2 separate regions of the Homo sapiens genome follow, and region 1 is linked to region 2. A link is a loop called in an ENCODE intact Hi-C map of the cell type or tissue named here. Cell type or tissue: PC-9. All regions are shown on one strand. Each heading gives the region's core, and the rest is flanking DNA. Links, peaks and the distances in the headings are about the cores only.

What was found. Peaks named below come from ENCODE experiments on the same cell type or tissue, not always from the same donor. Only the 100,000 strongest peaks of a DNase experiment are listed, where the experiment ranks them.
Region 1: a loop joins it to region 2, with 9 times the contacts of the local background. A loop is called at or near these places in 2 of 110 quality-filtered maps.

Annotation. Positions count from the first base shown.
Region 1 is chr7:92,423,573-92,426,483 of GRCh38, forward strand. It overlaps the pseudogene TMBIM7P. Among named protein-coding and RNA genes, the nearest start is that of GATAD1, 22 kb to the right of the region's middle. RefSeq lists a silencer at 1,155-1,274. In PC-9, for the core only: CTCF peaks have their summits at 1,181 (motif pointing right) and 1,386; a DNase peak (open chromatin) is centred at 1,159; H3K4me3 peaks cover 1,722 bases.
Region 2 is chr7:92,177,644-92,180,554 of GRCh38, forward strand. It overlaps LRRD1 (leucine rich repeats and death domain containing 1), which reads right to left and starts at 1,499. Exons shown (of 6, transcript NM_001161528.2): 1 at 1,364-1,499. CYP51A1-AS1 (CYP51A1 antisense RNA 1) reads left to right here. Exons shown (of 3, transcript NR_122110.1): 3 at 1,208-2,911. RefSeq lists a silencer at 1,360-1,469. In PC-9, for the core only: CTCF peaks have their summits at 1,417 (motif pointing right) and 1,630; a DNase peak (open chromatin) is centred at 1,348; H3K4me3 peaks cover 487 bases.

The DNA.
Region 1 (2,911 bases), core at 155-2,654, 250 kb after region 2:
ATACTGGATCGGTTGCTTCCTATTTCTCCAGCTCCAGCAGCACATGAAGGAGGTGTACATGTGTGTGGTGTGGATGGTGTATATGTGAGTTTGAGTGAGGTGTGTGTGGTGTGTGTGCCTGTGTGTCTGTGTAATATGTGTAAGTGTGTGAGTGTGCATGTGTATGTGGTGTATGTGGTATGAGTAGTGTGTGTAAATGTGTGGTGTGTGTATGACTGTGTGTGTATGTGCTATGAGTGGTGTGTGTAAATGTGTGGTGTGTGTGTGACTGTGTGTGTGTATGTGGCGTAAGGGGTGTGTGTGGTGCGAATGGCATGAGGGGGTGTGGAGTGTGTGTGACTGTGTGTTGTGTGTGTAAATGTGTGACTGTATGTGTAATTGGGAGCGACTGGGAGGAGACAGGGAGAGAGAAGAGGAAATGGTTTCAAGCTAGAAAATGGCTTTCGGTTTTTGAAAGAGTGGAAGAGAGAATAGGAAGAGGCCGTGGAAGTCACAACTGTCTGAAGACTTCAAGAGCTCAGAACATGGGCTCAAGAGGCCAAAATTCTATGGGACAAAAGCTGTTGTCAGTGAAATGTGTTTTCCTTTTTTCCCTCAACTCCTTTTCTGAAATGGGCTTTTTCCCATATATCTTTTAACCCTTGGGCATGAGGTTAAGTCTGGAAAACATAACTAATGCTTTGCCCCTGTATAATATCTCTTCTTTTAAGCCGTTACTTGCTTTGAGATAAACAGCAAAACCTCAGAGATGAGAGCTTCCTTGGAGACCAATAACTTTTATCTCTTGTAATAAACGTTAAGGCCATTTAAAATTTTTAAGTAAAAAACTCAAACATTTCTGGGAAACCAGCACGCCCTCCTGTCGCCCTTCCCCCACCGTCTCGGCTCCCAGATTCCCGCCTCTGTCTGGCTTCCAGCCCCGCCCCGTTCTGAGTGTGATCTGTGCTGTCAGTGCAGGAACTGGGACACCCCACTGCTGGCCCGGGCAGTGAACAGGGTACCCACACCAGCTAAGGAAGCCTCCTCCATGCTTTGGCAGGTGAGGCAATGTCCAAACGTGGACAGCAGGCAGCCCGTCTTCTCCAGCCTCAGGAGCTAGCTATTCCTCCCAGCATGTAAATCCCCAGGGTCGCTACACCGTACTGGTGCTGAGTCTCACCGACGGTCACGTGTTCTTGCTCACTTTGACCACCAGGGGGCGCAGAACCAAACCTAGGCTCCAGACGCGTGCATAGGACTTGATGCATTTTGTACACTAATCTAACCATTATCTTTATTTTCTAGCCCATTTTTCCTTTCATCAGATTTCTCCATTAATTGATCTTATCTTCGTATATTATGGATATTTTTATAAGCCACCTCAAGTCTTATTTGGAATCAGATGGGGAATAAATCAATTGGTAAATAAATCTTCCCGTGAAAGAATGATCAACACTGCTTGGGAAGAAATGCCAACCTTCCCCAAAAAAGAATCGTTTGCTGGCCGGGCGCGGTTGCTCACATCTGTAATCCCAGCACTTTGGGAGGCCGAGGCAGGCGGATCACCTGAGGTCAGGATTTCTTAGACCAGCCTGGCCAACATGGTGAAACCCCATCTCTACTAAAAATACAAAAATTAGCCGGGCGTGGTGGTATGCACCTATAATCCCAGGTACTCGGGAGGCTGAGGCAGGAGAATCGCTTGAACCTGGGAGGCGGAGGTTGCAGTGAGCCGAGATCGTGCCATTGCACTCCAGCCTGGGCGACAAGAGCGAGAGACTTCGTCTCCAAAAAAAAAAAGAAAGAATTGTTTGCTGACAATCTCCTGAATCATACTGAGACGGTTCTGGGTTTTCATAAGAGGACCCAAACACTCTCGGAGTTACTATCTGTGAGCTTCAGAGAGACCACACCTCCGGGAGGCAAGAGGTTTGGCTTGACCCGCCTGACTCCTGGAGGATGCCGGGTCCCTGGGGAGGAGCCCTGCGACCTTTGGGGAGCTAAGCCCTGAGTTGGAATGCAGGGAAACTGGTGGAAATTCGAGTTCTATTCAGGTTTAGAAAAATCTAGGAGCTTCAGGTACCTGCTGAGAGCTGGCACGATCCTGGGGTTTCTGTGGGCAGCACAGAAAGGAATTGGCTGCAAGAAAGGGAGCCACCCTGGGTTCTGTGGTCTAGGGTGGCACCAACGACAGAAAATGGGCAGATGTGGCGAAGCCTTGTGAGTGGAAGCCACCACAATGAGGCGCTGGGGAACCCGGAACGCGGGACCAGGAACCAAGCCGCAGTTAAATCAGGAGAGCCCTCTCAGCCCCTGACTCTGCGGTGCTGGGAAAGCCCTCATGAGCTGAGATGCATCTCAAGCTGTGGAAATGAGGGAGAACCTCGCTCAGAGATGGGTTCTGCTTCCAGTGGGACTTCAAGAAGAAATAAAATACATTTTACAAGAATAAAGAAATATAAACTTCTTGCACACGACTTTGTGAACTAGACGTGGAATCCACTCTCCATAACGAAATGTGTTTGCACCTGAGAGGGGTCCCAGCAACAGTCAGGTTAACTGTTCCTGAAGTGCAGCCCAGACTCGGGAGTGCGCTCCCCAAGGTGCCCTCATCAGAGGCAAGTGTGCCAGCAGGAAGTCGCCCAGATGCCCAGATCCCCTAATCTGCTCAAAGGGTGTGATACCATCTCATAAGTTTACTACTTCATTACAAACAAAATTCCGCCAAGAGAATGTTTCACAAGTAATTTCTATCTGTATTGTTCCACAGGAAGAGTTTCCACAATAAAATGAATGAATTTAATAACGCGACAAAAATATATTTCAGAGGTGAACTAGAACAGGTGCTGTCAAGGTTTACTTACAAAGAATCCCAGGAGAATGTAATCTGCAGGCACCTGACGGGGGAGATTCCCACAGCAATCAAGTATAA
Region 2 (2,911 bases), core at 182-2,681:
AATAAGGGGACTGTATACTTGTGTGGGGAGGCCAAGGTTGTGTGTGATGACAGACTAATTATGCCAAATTCCTGAGCAAATTATTGCAGTCTACTTAGCTGCAGATCAACACCATTTTCTCTAAACTATTTTATCAGTAACAAAGATGATATTTTGACCTACATCTGCCTGACTATATTTGATGATACAGAACTTGGGAGGGGAAGAAAGGGTGTTATTCTTTAAACAGCACAGATATGCAATGAAATTTCCATTAATCCAGAATATACATAGTGGTTAACATGCAGTGATTTGAAATAAAATATTATTTGAAAAGCTATTTTTATAGCTGCAAAATATTGCATTGAAGAGGCTGCCACCAATTATTTGTTTCCATATGAGCATTTTAAAGGCTGATACACAACATTTTAAAAATGTATATGCACCTTGAGAGGCCCAGGCGTGCAGATCACGAGATCAGGAGATCGAGACCATCCTGGCTAACACGGTGAAACCCCGTCTGTACTAAAAATACAAAAAATTAGCCAGGCGTAGTGGCGGGCGCCTGTAGTCCCAGCTACTCGGGAGGCTGCGGCAGGAGAATCGCTTGAACCCGGGCGGTGGAGGTTGCGGTGAGCCGAGATCACGCCATTGCACTCCAGCCTGGGCAACAAGAGCAAAACTCCGTCTCAAAAGACAAACAAAAAACTATATGAAAAAGTCTCTCATTATTTTCACAAGCATTAAGAATCTCACTTAAAAACATGGCTGGGCGCGGTGGTTCACGCCTGTAATCCCACCACTTTGAGGGGGCGAGGCAGGCAGATCACTTGAGGTCAGGAGTTCGAGACCAGCCTGGCCAACAGGGTGAAACCCCGTCTCTACTAAAAATACAAAATTAGCCGGTCGTGGCGGCGCGCGCCTGTAATCCTAATTACTCGGGAGGCTGAGACAGGAGAATTACTTGAACCCAGGAGGCAGAGGTTGCAATGAGCCGAGATTGCACCACTGCACTCCAGCCTGGGCAACAAGCGCGAAACTCTGTCGCAAAAAATAAATAAATACATACATACATACATACAAATATTGCCAATTTGATAGGCAAAAATATATGCAAATTATGTTTTAACAAATATTAATAAAGTTGAACAATGGCCCAATGTAATTTGTTACCTATCTGAAAGACATGCACATTCAGGGAGTTACAGTACTTTTTCATGTCTTGCAGCATCAACAAATTGTTTTCTAAATGTGGAAAAAGAGACATTCAGTACAGGCTAACGTAACGTGGGACAGCATGCAAAGCCATGAGAAGTGGGAAAATGAGAGAGAATCTGGGCGTGGCTTACAGGGCTGCTGAAGTAAGACACACCCTTCGCTTCACCTGTGGCCTCCCGCGGCGGCTGCGGCTCCTTCGCAGGACCGGTAGGGGGCGCGCGCGGTTGAGTCCAGCAATTGCGAGGACCTCCGCAGGCGCAGCCCAGCACTGACGCCTCTCCGGGCCGTGGCTCCTCTTTCCCAGGCCGAAAGCGGCCGGGCCCTCTGCTCCGCTGCGCCCTGGCGCGGCCGCACCCACTGCGCGTTTGTGAGCTGGCCATCGGTCACACTGGGATACTCGAGGAGGAGGCCTGGGGCCTGCATTCAATTCCCTAAGAGGGACCCGCGCTGGCCGCTGCAGGCGGGTGGAGAACGGGCGTCTGAGTCTTTGGCTTTCGTACCGGAATCTCCCCGGGAGATTTTACAAGCCCCTCCGAATGTTCTGATTGAATTGGTCTGGGGGGGTCGGTCCGGGCATCTAACGAGCAGCCGGGATGGAGAATTACTAGTCTGGATTCTGGTCCTCAGAGGTTCACTCACGTTAATCAACCCGAGTCCATCTTGGTGGGATTGTCTTGCTCCGAGGCCCTCCCACTGAGCTTTATTTTCCTGCCTGATTTCGGGGTCCGCTAACAGGATGAACAGCGGACCATACAGGCACGGTGAAAATGACACTTGGTGACGTGGAAGACCCAGCTTGCCACAGTTGAGGCAGAGCTCCTCAGGGTCTTTTGTCTTAGTTATCCCCGAGCTATTTTTCAGGAACCGACAGGCTCCCCCACCCCAACACCGGATGAAGGCCAGCAACTGGAGGCCAGGAATAATCAAGCACGCTCTCATTTCAAAGAGGTGACGATTGTGCCCGTGTTTAAAAGGGATGCCTGAGACCATGAGGATTTGGAGTTTTGGAGGCGGATCTGCCTTTGGGGAGTGAGCGTAGGGCCCTAAGATGTGGTTGTGCTTTGAGACAGTTCCCAGGGTGATGTGTCCCATCATCCAAACATTGCAGGATAAGTCAAAGTTACAGAAAGACTCTAGTTTACTTCCAGCCTAACATTACCAAAATACGGTATTTGTCAGAAAACATGTAGTATTTGTATAATTTGAGAATGTAATTGAAGAACCCGATATAGAGCTTTTAGAAAGGGGAAATAGAAAACTTAAAAAGAATCTTGCTTGGTATATTAATACCAACATCTAAAATATAATAAAATTGAATAAACCAGTGAGTTTTATACTATGATTGAAATAAAATGCCACTATGTTCTTAAGAGTGCTAGTTTAACAGGAAATCTCCAATGCATTATTATCTAGACTCATCTCAAAGGCTCACTTTTCATTTGCATGGGCCCTTGCTATTTGTAGGGTAGGAGGCAGCACCTCGTTCTGGTGGCTGCCACCTTCATGAGGAGACACTCCTTGTTAACAGGATGGTTAGCCCACGGCTCTTCCCAGCCCCCTTTTCCACACCCAGTAAATTGTTTTAGTTTATGGCCCTCAGCTGCAGTTGCAATCATCATCAAATTCCAGTTTTGAATTTAAAGGTGAATAATGAATGCAATGAACTTTCTAGAATTTATGAAGGGCAGTGATGTTCCTTTTTATCTAATAATTC